3 separate regions of the Homo sapiens genome follow, and all the other regions are linked to region 2. The links are chromatin contacts, found by Hi-C or POLR2A ChIA-PET in ENCODE. All regions are on one chromosome and are shown on one strand. Each heading gives the region's core, a stretch centred on a gene start or an enhancer-like site at or near the end of the contact. The rest is flanking DNA. Distances are from core to core; before and after follow the strand shown.

Region 1 (4,002 bases), core at 938-3,437, 66 kb after region 2:
TGTTGCCCAGGCTGGAGTGCAGTGGTGAGATCTCGGCTCATTGCAGCCTCTGCCTCCTGGGTTCAAGTGATTCTCCTGCCTCAGCTTCCTGAGTAGCTGGGACCACAGATACCCACCACCATGCCCGGCTAATTTTTGTATTTTTAGTATAGACGGGGTTTCACTGTGTTGGCCAAGCTGGTCTCAAACTCCTGACCTCAAATGATCCACCTGCCTTGGCCTTCCAAAGTGCTGGGATTATAGGTGTGAGCCACCGTGCCCAGTCAACTTTTTGTAGTTTTAGTAGAGACAGGGTTTCACTATGTTGACCAGGCTGATCTCCAACTTCCAACCTCAGGTGATCTGCCCACCTTGGCCTCCCAAAGTGCTGGGATTACAGGTGTGAGCCACCATGCCCAGCCATTTTTCTATTCTGTATAGTGTCATGATACACTTAGATGTATAGAGCCTGTTTTGCACACATGTAAGTGTAGCCATGGGATGGCTTTCTATTATAGTATTGGAATGTCTGGGTTGAAGGTTTTTGCATTTTAAGTGTTGATTGATATTTAGTATTAACAAATTACCCTCCTCTGAGAGAACAGGATCATGTGTGATGGGGACATATTTAGCTGGTAATACCTCCCTACCCTGAAGGGTGGCTGTGAAGTCGAAGAGAATAAGTGCCTGATGTTCAGCTGGTGCTCAGCAGAAGGCAGTGGGGATGGGGGGTCTGGTTACCCCCACCCCTCCTCACATCCCCAAAGAGACCCCCTCAGCGTAGGGCAGGGAGCCAGTCTTCTGCATGTACTTAACTGAGCACCTGCCTGGTTCTGCCCTAGGTTCTGGAATACAGCACAGGCAATGTGACAGGTCCTCCGCCCTCATGAGGACACAGTCTTGTGAGGAGACAGTTAATGCATAGGAAAACTAGTACAGAAATGGGCAGGCAGGATACAGTGACCAGATAGGGGAGCCTCCTAGGACAGGGGGTCAAGGAAGGCCAGTGTGAGGATGTGAACCTAGAGGAATAGGAAGAAGACAGCCACATGACGCATTGGGTAAGAGCTCAGGAGAGAGGGGCCAGCATGTGCAAGGGCCCTGAGGAGCCAGTGGTGGGAGCCCCAGACACCTGGGGAGGAGCTGTCCTGTCTGGGGTTCCTGAGCTGGGAACCACCTGGCTGGACCATCAGACCAGATTCAGCACCTGCCTATCCCTCAGGTCTTCTGGAGTCATTGAGGGCTTCCAGGAGGGGGGACTGGGAGCAAAGGCCTGAGGGTGGGGGCCTAGAGAGTACCACCCTCTGAGATAAACCAGGAGAGCAGGGGATGCTGTGGTGGACGTGCAGGTGGAGAGATCTAGAGCTACAGCCCAGGCTGGGCTTTTGGGGGCATTGTGGGGCAGACCACACCAGTCACGGGGAGGCCAGTGGGGCAGCGAGAACATCTCCTCCCTTCAGCTGGCAAGCAACTTTCCAGGCCCTCCTGTCTGGGGTCGGGAATGGGGCGATCTGGCTACCAATGGGAGTGATGTTCCAGCACAGGACGGTGGCTGGGCCTGCTTCTGCACAGGCTGGACCCTGACTCCTCTGTGTGCCCCCAGCAGCATAGTGGTGGCTCCTCTTGAGTCATGGTCCTCCCCATCCCCTGGACTTCTGTCTCCACCCCTGCTGGCTGCCTCCCTAAGCACACCTTCCTCCTCAGAGTGGAGAGGGTCAGCTAGCTGCCCAGGCCACAGCCTCCCCATTCCTGGAACCCACCTGAAACCCCTCCCTGCCCGGTGCTCCTGAGCCGCTGCCGTTCCTCTCCTTACATTCCCCCTGCGAAAGTTGTCAGAATCAATATGGAGTGACTTTGTGTTAAAAAAAAAAATAACCCTTGGCTGGGCATGGTGGCTCACGCGTGTAATCCCATCACTTTGGGAGGCCGAGGCGGGTAGATCACCTGAGGTCAGGAGTTTGAAACCAGTCAGACCAACATGGTGAAACCCTGTTTCTACTAAAAATACAAAAAAATTAGCTGGGCTCCTGTAGTCCCAGCTACTCATGAGGCTGAGGCAGGAGAATTGCTTGAACCTGGGAGGCGGAGGTTGCAGTGAGGGGAGATTGCACACTGCACTCCAGCCTGGGTGACAGAGCGAGACTCCATTTCAAAAATAAATAACCCTGACAAATAGAACTAGGGAAGGCCATGAAGGGAGGACTGTCATGCATAAATGCCCAACAACAATAACTGTCACGGAAGACTCTACAAAAACCACAACCTTGCATAAAGACCATTGTAACCACACACAAAAAATACTTCTGCGAGGACATCTGCCCAGCAAATGCCTATCCGACCCTGGAGACTGGAATCACTCTTGTTATTCAAGGATAGTTATCTCAAAACAGTTATGTAATCCTCTTCACTTTTCCTTTGAAAAACCTCCCTGGATACACACTTAGTTTACTATGGCACGTGTACTCTCATTCCAATGCCCTATTCCTGAGTAAGCATCATTTTCTTTTTTTTCTTTTTCTTTTCTTTTTTTTTTTTTTTGAGATGGAGTCTTGCTCTGTCACCCAGGCTGGAGTGCAGTGGCGCAATCTTGGCTCACCGCAACCTCTGCCTCCCAGGTTCAAGCGATTCTCTTCCCTCAGCCTCCCAAGTAGCTGGGACTACAGGCACCTGCCACCACACCTGGCTAATTTTTGTATTTTCAGTAGAGACGGGGGTTTCACCATATTGGCCAGGCTGGTCTCGAACTCCTGACCCGAGGTGATCCACCGGCCTTGGCCTCCCAAAGTGCTGGGATTACAGGTGTGAGCCACTGTGCCCAGCTACATCATTTTCTTTTTTTCTTTTTTTTTTTTTGGGACAGAGTCTCACTCTGTCGCCCAGCCTGGAGTGCGGTGGCACGATCTCGGCTCACTGCAAGCTCCGCCTCCCAGGTTCATGCCATTCTCCTGCCTCAGCCTCCCGAGTAGGTGGGACTACAGGTGCCCGCCACCACGCCCGGCTAATTTTTTGTATTTTAGTTAGAGACGGGGTTTCACCTGTTAGCCAGGATGGTCTCGATCTCCTGACCACGTGATCCGCCCGCCTCGGCCTCCCAAAGTGCTGGGATTACAGGCGTGAGCCACTGCGCCCGGCCTTGTATTTTTAGTAGAGATGGGGTTTCGCCATGTTGGCTAGGCTAGTCTCAAACTCCTGACCTCAGGTGATCTGCCCGCCTCAGCCTCCCAAAGTGCTGGGATTACAGGCTGAGCCACTGCGCCAGGCCCTTTATTTTTTTAATTTTAATTTTTTGTTATCTCTATAGTAGTTCAAACAGATGCCCACTAATTTGTTTTTTTTTTTTTGAGACGGAGTCTCTTTCTGTCACTGAGGCTGGAGTGCAGTAGTGCGATCTCAGCTTACTGCAACCTCTGCTTCTGGAGTTCAAGTGGTTCTCCTGCCTCAGCCTCCCAAGTAGCTAGGATTATAGGTGTGCCCCGCTGCATCTGGTTAAGTTTTTGAATTTTTAATAGAGATGGGGTTTCACCATGTTGGCCAGGCTATTCTTGAACTCCTGGCCTCAAGTGATCTGCCCACCTCGGCCTTCCAAAGTGCCAGGATTACAGCCGTGAGCCACCGCGCCTGGCTGGATGCCCACCACCTCTTAAAGGGTGTTAATGATAAATTTGAAGAAAACAGTACTTGAAAGCCCCACACACCAGAAGTCCTGGACATGAAGTGGCTTCCTGAGGGACTTACCTCTCCAGGGGATGTGCCTGGATGTGACTGTGGCCTTTTGAAGGCCATGCTTGAACTCAGTGGTACGACAGGGGCCCACTGGGGGCCATATCCCTGCACAGTCTCTTGAAATGTGAACTGCAGTGGCTGCCTGGTCTGAATGGGTAGAGGGCTGGCTCTGTGGGTCTCTGTTCCTTGATATTTCCTCAGCCTTAGTTGCCAAGGCCGTAGTTATTTAATTTGTCAAACACTGAATACTCTAAGAATTAGAATGGGCCGGGCGCAGTGGCTCAAGCCTGTAATCCCAAC
Region 2 (3,642 bases), core at 338-2,837:
AGATTGTAAGTATTCCCTGAAATGAGAATAAAGTTGTTCATATTCCACTACCTTAGCAAAGCAGATAGTGACTTTTTTTGTAGATCCTTCTTGTCCTCAAACATACATTTTTCCATAGTTGCAATTAAAGAAAAATGTGGGCCAGGCAGGGTGGCTCATGTCTGTAATCCCAGCACTTTGGGAGGCCGAGGTGGGCAGATCACTTGAGGTCAGGAGTTGGAGACCAGCCTGACCAACATGCTGAAACCCCGTCTCTACTAAAAAATACAAAAAATAGCCAGGTGTGGTAGCGGGCACCTGTAATCCCAGCTACTTGGGAGGCTGAGGCAGGAGAATCACTTGAACCCGGGAGGCAGAGGTCACAGTGAGCCAAGATCGTGCCATTGCACTCCAGTCTGGGCATTAACAGAGAAACTCTGTCTTAAAAAAAAAAAGTAAGAAAAGGAAGGAAGGAAGGGAGGGAGGGAGGGTATTTTGTTTTTCCCCTCAATTTATTGTATGTGTTTTCATGTTGCTTGTGTTCATAATTAGCATTTAAATGACTGCATAATAGGCCGGGCATGGTGGCTCATGCGTATAATCCCAGCACTTTGGGAGGCCGAGGTGGGTAGATCACCTGTCAGTTCGAGACCAGCCTGGCCAACATGGTGAAACCCCGTGTCTACAAAAAATACACAAATTAGCCAGGCGTGGTGACGTGAGCCTGTAGTCCCAACTACACCAGAGGCTGAGGCTGGAGGATAGCTTGAGCCCAGGAGTTCAAGCCCAGGAGTTCGAGGCTGCAGTGAGCCATGATCATGCCATTGCATTCCAGCCTGGGCGACAGTAAGACCTTGTCTCAGGCTGGGCGAGGTGGCTCACACCTGTAATCCCAGCACTTTGGGAGGCCGAGGCGGGCGGATTGCCTGAAGTCAGGAGTTCGAGACCAGTCTGGCCAACATGGTGAAACACCATCTCAACTAAAAATACAAAAAAATTAGCCGGGCGTGGTGGTGTGCGCCTGTAATTCCAGCTACTCGGGAGGTTGAGGCAGGAGAATAGCTTGAACCTGGGAGGCGGAGGTTGCAGTGAGCCGAGATCACACCACTGCACTCCAGCCTGGGCGACAGAGCAAGACTCCGTCTCAAAAAAACAAAAAACAAGAAAAAACCTTGTCTCAAAAAACAACACAAAAACACAAATTTCCTTCTGAAAGGGACTGTTCCAGTTTGCAGTGTGCCCAGCTATTTATGACCATATTATTTTTTAGACTCCGTCTAAAAAAAAAAAAGACTTGTATTTAATGTGATTTAATCGACTGTGCCCATCTCACTGCGGACACTGAGTGCGCAACCTGAGCCTGGAGCAGTTGAGGGAGACGGCAAGACCCCACGCGCCGTGTAACGACCATAACGCGCGTGCACTACAACCTCGCCGCCGGCGTCCAGGCTTCTGTGTTCTATAGCGTGGGAGTAGAGAGCAAACGCCGGCGAGGACGTGACGTTGCACAGGCCTATCATAGTGCCCGAGAATTCGTGGGTGCTCAAGAGGATGGGTGTGGCCTGGCAGCGCAGGCGCACTAGAGGCCTGTAGGGTCGGGGCGCCTGCGCAGTCGCTCTTCCTCAGGCGGCGGCCATGGCGGGACAGGAGGATCCGGTGCAGCGGGAGATTCACCAGGACTGGGCTAACCGGGAGTACATTGAGATAATCACCAGCAGCATCAAGAAAATCGCAGACTTTCTCAACTCGTTCGGTCAGCGGGCCAGCAAGGGGAGGCGGGGAGGAGGGAGGCCGCTGAGGTGGTTGGGCTGGGGCGCCGGGGAGATGCTTTGAGAGGACTCCCGCAGCCTTCGGCTGTTGCGGGTTTTCACTTCCTCCTTCAGGTCCCACCTTCTCCCTCCCGCCCTGACCCTCAGGCTCCCGTAGACAGTCTCTGTAGGGTTATCCTGCCCTACGCTGAGCTCATGGCTTCCTGCCATCCCTCTGGATCCATTCTACAAGTCCTTCTCCTAGACGCGTCAGGCAGCCCCATCCTCGCTCCGTGGTTCTTCTCCTAAGTGGTCTCCCTGCCTCCTTTGTACTCTGCATCCATTCCGGTCCCCACTTTGCACTCAAAGTGAGCATCCGGGACCGTGTCACTCCTCTGTTTCAAGACTGTTGACCGTTCCCCATCTTCAGGATCTGGTCGATACCCTCTAGCGTCGTGCCTTTTAGTTGGACCCGTTGTCAACCACTCCCGTCTTGTCCATTCCTTCCTGTTTCCTGTGTCTGCTGCGGTGAGAGTGGTGGGAGATGAGGTCAGAGGGATGCCAGGATCTTGTAGGACCTTGGAAGTCCTCTCTGTATTGCTAGTATATATAGCTTATGGTAGGTGTTCTGTCTGCTTCTAGCCCATTCCTCAGAGCTAACACAGGTCGGGTGCCTTCAGCAGAAAGATATCTTTACCAGAATCTTTCCTAGGCATGGCCTGCTTGTGACAGCCTTAAATTCTTCCTTATGAACAGCAAGCAAAGCAATCGAGATTCCTACCCCTTCTTCTCCAAGTGTTTAACAGAACTTGGCACTGGTTAGACTTTCTTGTGTAATTACAGGATATAGGGACTAGTGTACTTTGGAAAGATTTTTAAATGAATGATTCTCTAACTAAAGGACTGATGGCCTTAGGAGTACAAAGGTGACAGAGCAAGAGATTGTCAGAAAGCATCAGCGAGAGATGCTAGAGCTCCATATGAGGCCCTCTCTTAAGGCATAGTGGGAGACACAGAATAAGAACCACTTCCTACATTCAAAGAAGTTCTAATCTTGAAGATGAAATAATGACAACTTCAGGACAAAGAAGAGCATCATTTTTGTATTAAAGTATTTTCATACAGGGTGTTTAGGACTATAATCGTGGCTGAGTTCAATGGCTTATGTCTGTAATCCCAGCACTTTGGGAGGCCAAGGTGGGAGGATTGCTTGAGCCCAGGAGTTCAAGACCAGCCTGAGCAACATGACCAGATCCTATCTCTACAAAACAACGACAACAAAAAAATTAGTTGGGCATGGTCATGCACACCTGTTGTCCCAGCTACTCGGGAGGCTGAGACAGGAGGATCACTTGAGCCCTGAAGGCAGTGAGCCATGTTCATGCCACTGCACTCCAGCCTAGGCGACTGACTGAAAATTGAAAAGCCTAAGCTTAGGATTTGCAAAGGAGAAATGTCCCTTTTCTTGCTTTATAGGCAAGGAGATATCAGCTTGGATATTTTTATGTCTAATTTGTAAGAGTCACATTTTATGATCAGATAGAGAGTAAAGACTTTATTTGGGCTTTTCAACAAATTCTTTTTTTTTTTTTTTTTTTTGAGACAGGGTCTCACTCTAGCCCAGGCTGGAGTGCAGTGGCGTGATCTCAGCTCACTGCAACCTCTTCCTCCTGGATTCAAATGATTCTCATGCCCCCGCCTCCTGAGTAGCTAGGATTACAGGTGTGCACCACCACACCTGGCTGATTTTTGTGCTTTTAAAAATAGAGGCAGGTTTTGGCCATCTTGCCCAGGCTGGTCTCAAACTCCTGAGCTCAAGTGATCCACCCGCTTCGGCCTCCCAAAGTGCTGGGATTACAGGCCTGAGCCACTGTGCCCTGCCCCCAAAAATTCTAAACTAAGGAATTAGACATAC
Region 3 (3,711 bases), core at 840-3,339, 110 kb after region 2:
ACCCAGCATCCCACCCTACCACCACCACCATCCTTGTCTGCCATTATGTCGTGCCAGGCACTAGGAATATGAATGTAACAAAAACACAGTCCCTCCCCTCAGGAGCTCATGGTCTGCATGTAGCAGTCTCCAAAGTATATTTCTGTAGAACTCCAGTTCCTTCGGACCTCTAGGATTGATGTGTTAAAAGGGTTTGTGCCCTGACAGGCTTGGAAATATTGCATTAGGCAAAGTCAAGCAGGTTTCTTTACCACAAGATTAATTCAAGCTGGTTGAATGGTAGTGAGCCTTTAATCTGGTACTTGTGAATTCACCAGAGAGGGGTATGCAGTGTTTCCCAAGCTCATTTGACTATGGAACCTTGTGTTCTCAGAATATCTGTCCTTGTCAGTGTTCCATGGAACCCAGTCTGGGAAATGCTGGCTGAGAAGAGTAACAGTCAGGTTGGCTTCAGCCAAGTGCATACAGCTGCCCCTTGGGCCTCACCCTCTTTTCTTCTCTAGCCTTGAACTCTGTACTTCCTCTCTCTGACCACAGTCTCCTGTCTGTCTACCTCTGCTACCAGAACCGTGGCCCTGAGTCACCTCTGCCCTCAGCCAGAACCCCAGATTCTGCACCTCCGTGTCTCCCAGCTGGTTCCTCTGCCTCCCTCAGCCCCACTGCAAGTTGTTCAGTGAAGCTCAGCAGGGCTAGTCCAGGCTCCTTCTCCTTTAAGAACCAGGGGGATGGGCAGGGAGTGGTGGCACATGCCTAAAATCTCAGTACTTTGGGAGGCCGATGTGGGCAGATCACCTGAGGTCAGGAGTTCAAGACCAACCTGGCCAACATGGTGAAACCCCGGCTCTACTAAAAATACAAAAATTAGCTGAGTGTGGTGGCATGTGCCTGTAATCGCAGCTACCTGGGAGGCTGAGTCAGGAGAATCACTTGAACCTGGGAGGCAGAGGTTGCAGTAAGCCGAGATCGCGCCATTGCACTCCAGCCTGGGCAACAGAGCAAGATTCTGTCTCAAAAAAAAAAAAAAAGAAAAAAAAGAACCAGGGGGATAGAACCCCTAGGCCCGGCTCAGTTACTTTCAGCTGTGTGACTTACACCTAGCACTTCTGTCTCTGGGCCTCAGTTAAGCCTTCTGTAAGATGGGGCTAACGATACACATGGAGATGAATGGGATAATGTATATAAGCAGGTGAGCATGGCACCCTGCACCCTGCACCTACCAAGAATATTATGATGACTGTGGTTATTGTTATTCCCACCTTTACACCCTCCTTCTGATATCTGTTTACTCTTGACCTTCTAACTGGTGTGTTAGCGTCACAGATGACTTCCTCATCCATCCATTCACCCTCCCACCTATCCATCTATTCATCCACCCATGCACCCACCCTCCCACCCACATACCCATCCATCCATCCATCCATCCATCCATCCATCCATCCATCCATCCATCCATCTACCACCCATCCATCCATTCATTCATTGAATGCCTCCTGGCTCCTGCCACCCTTTTGCTCAGCCCTGCCTCTGGTTGACTGATAACGCTTTTGAACTTTGATTCCTCCTGTGGGGATCACAGTGCATTGCTCAGTGTTTTTTGGTGAGTGCTCAGTGACCTCTATAAAGGACTTGGCTCAGAGCCTGCTCTGTGAAAGGGGCACAGGAAGTCTTTGTTTATTCATTTCCCCTTGTTCTGTCCCTTCCTGGCAGGGACCTGTCAGGAGTCCCTTTTCAATTGGCTCCTGTCCCACTTGCAGCAGTGATGCCCTCTGCTGCCCTTTTCTGGTCACTGCCAGTCTGTTATTAATCCTGGGTGGTTTAAAACCTTTATCCTTTCCTTCCTCCAGGCTTGGAGGGATTCTTGGCTATAAATGTGACCCTATTCTGACTTGCTTTGAGAGATGCTGTGGGAGAGAGGTTCCACACTAAGTGTGGGGTCTTCACACCTTTAATATTCACAACTGCTAGTCCCCATTTAACAGATGAGGACACTGAGGCTCAGGTTTTAGTTACTTGCCTAAAGATCACCTGAGCATATAAGGAACAGAGTCAGAATTTGAACTCAGGCCTGACTGTAGAGCCCTTAGCCATCATAGCATTGTCTCTACTGAGAAACCCTGTTCAAAGCAGTTTCCTGTTTATGAAGACATATATCATGGTTTGCCAATTTTGTGGTGACTTACACGTATACAGGGTTGTGCTCCTTCTGCGAGTGGATGCGCTAATGAATAAATAATGTTAGTAAAGGCCTGTGAGTGAAACATGCTATGGATGCTGCAAGATTTGTCTAGAATAGATACCTGCCTGCATGCAGAGTCTTTCCTTCCCTGAGATTCACAGAGCAATGCCTGCTTGCCATAGCTGAAGGTTTTTTGGTGTTTTTTTTTTTTTTTGAGACGGAGTCTTGCTCTGTCGCCCAGGCTGGAGTGCAGTGGTGCGATCTCAGTTCACTGCAAGATCCACCTCCCAGGTTCACGCCATTCTCCTGCCTCAGCCTCCCAAGCACCTGGGACTACAGGCACCCGCCACCGCGCCTGGCTCATTTTTTTGTATCTTTAGTAGAGACGGGGTTTCGCTGTGTTAGCCAGGATGGTCTCGATCTCCTGACCACGTGATCCGCCCACCTCAGCCTCCCAAAGTGCTGGGATTACAGGCATGATCCACCGTGCCCAGCCAGCTGAAGGATTTTTAAATGAAACAATCTTTAAAAAATAGTGTATATATACGTGTGTGTGTATCTATATTTATCTATACCTATATATATCTTATGGTAATACATATAAACACACACACACATGAATTTTTGAAAACCATCTTCTCTGCCTGGCTATCAATTAATTACAACCTTCCACTGGCAGCTTGGTGGCATCTTTAATTGGAGGAGGTGTTTAGTGATATTCCCATGTTCCAGATTTTGGGCAGGTGTGTCTGCTGGCAATGGCAGAGCTGCACCTGGAGCTCAGAACTGAGAAGAGAAGACAGAATCTGCTGCCTGGCTGTGTGCACGAGCGTCTGAACCATGCTAACTCACGTTCTGTTCTCTCCAGGTGTTGGCCGAGGTCCTCACGGGCATCCCTGCAATGGATAACAACCGAAGCCCGGTTTACCTGGTAAGGGAACTTGTCACATCTGGCTGGGAGGTATATTTGGGCCTCACAGCTCTGTAGAGAGGGCAACGACCTCAATTCTAGCTAGTTTTACACATGCAAATGAGGCCCGGTACAAGGTTGCATTTGCATCCCCACAAAGCAGCTTTAACCTCCCATCCCCACCTGCCAGCCAACCATTGCTTTTTCATGATAATAGCATCTGGGGCTTGGTGCGGTGGCTCATGCCTGTGATCACAGCCTTTGGGAGACTGATGTGGGTGGATCATTTGAGACCAGGAGTTCAAGACCAGCCTGGCCAACATGGTGAAACCCTGTCTCTATTAAAAAAAAAGAAAAGAAAAAACTTACAAAAAACCCCCAACATTATCCAGGTGTGGTCGCATGTGCCTGTAATCCCAGCTACTCGGGAGGCTGAGGCAGGAGAATCACTTGAACCTGGGAGGCAGAGGTTGCAGTGAACCAAGATTATGCCACTGCACTCCAGCCTGGGTGACAGAGCGAGACTCCATCTCAAAAAAAAAAAAAAAAAAAAGATTTTGGAATGTTTATAGAAAGCACTTGTATAAAAGAGAAAGCACTTCTCTATATATCAGGCAATTCATTA

What was found. A loop is a pair of places that touch in the nucleus more often than their neighbours do. ChIA-PET counts read pairs that join two places held with the same protein, here RNA polymerase II (POLR2A). Pooled maps may share reads with other maps.
Region 1: a loop to region 2 is called in a pooled map, with 3 times the contacts of the local background. The contact joins the enhancer-like site here to the promoter of BRK1 in region 2. A Hi-C loop is called at or near these places in 3 of 168 maps with a recorded cell type or tissue (B cell, endothelial cell of umbilical vein and naive thymus-derived CD4-positive, alpha-beta T cell), 6 of 37 single-sample maps with no recorded cell type and 15 of 50 pooled maps. POLR2A ChIA-PET finds 5 or more read pairs at or near these places in 18 of 52 experiments (A673, B cell, GM10248 and 12 more).
Region 3: a loop to region 2 is called in a map of CD4-positive, alpha-beta T cell, with 10 times the contacts of the local background. The contact joins the enhancer-like site here to the promoter of BRK1 in region 2. A Hi-C loop is called at or near these places in 24 of 168 maps with a recorded cell type or tissue (B cell, CD4-positive, alpha-beta T cell, CD4-positive, alpha-beta memory T cell and 20 more), 36 of 37 single-sample maps with no recorded cell type and 29 of 50 pooled maps. POLR2A ChIA-PET finds 5 or more read pairs at or near these places in 20 of 52 experiments (A673, CD8-positive, alpha-beta memory T cell, GM10248 and 16 more).

Annotation. Positions count from the first base shown.
Region 1 is chr3:10,179,469-10,183,470 of GRCh38, forward strand. All of the region lies in intron 2 of IRAK2 (interleukin 1 receptor associated kinase 2), which reads left to right. Among named protein-coding and RNA genes, the nearest start is that of IRAK2, 17 kb to the left of the region's middle. Within about 2 kb of position 2,188, at least 3 of the 41 ENCODE cell types and tissues checked have a DNase peak (open chromatin) inside an H3K27ac peak, as active enhancers do; they include B cell and OCI-LY7, where a contact is called at or near this core.
Region 2 is chr3:10,114,088-10,117,729 of GRCh38, forward strand. It overlaps BRK1 (BRICK1 subunit of SCAR/WAVE actin nucleating complex), which reads left to right and starts at 1,588. Exons shown (of 3, transcript NM_018462.5): 1 at 1,588-1,732. The coding sequence starts at 1,615. RefSeq lists enhancers at 1,396-1,685, 2,136-2,185.
Region 3 is chr3:10,223,327-10,227,037 of GRCh38, forward strand. IRAK2 (interleukin 1 receptor associated kinase 2) reads left to right here. Exons shown (of 13, transcript NM_001570.4): 10 at 3,045-3,107. Among named protein-coding and RNA genes, the nearest start is that of TATDN2, 23 kb to the right of the region's middle. RefSeq lists enhancers at 1,978-2,760, 2,936-2,985 and a silencer at 3,099-3,393. Within about 2 kb of position 2,090, at least 13 of the 41 ENCODE cell types and tissues checked have a DNase peak (open chromatin) inside an H3K27ac peak, as active enhancers do; they include CD4-positive, alpha-beta T cell, CD8-positive, alpha-beta T cell, GM12878 and 5 more, where a contact is called at or near this core.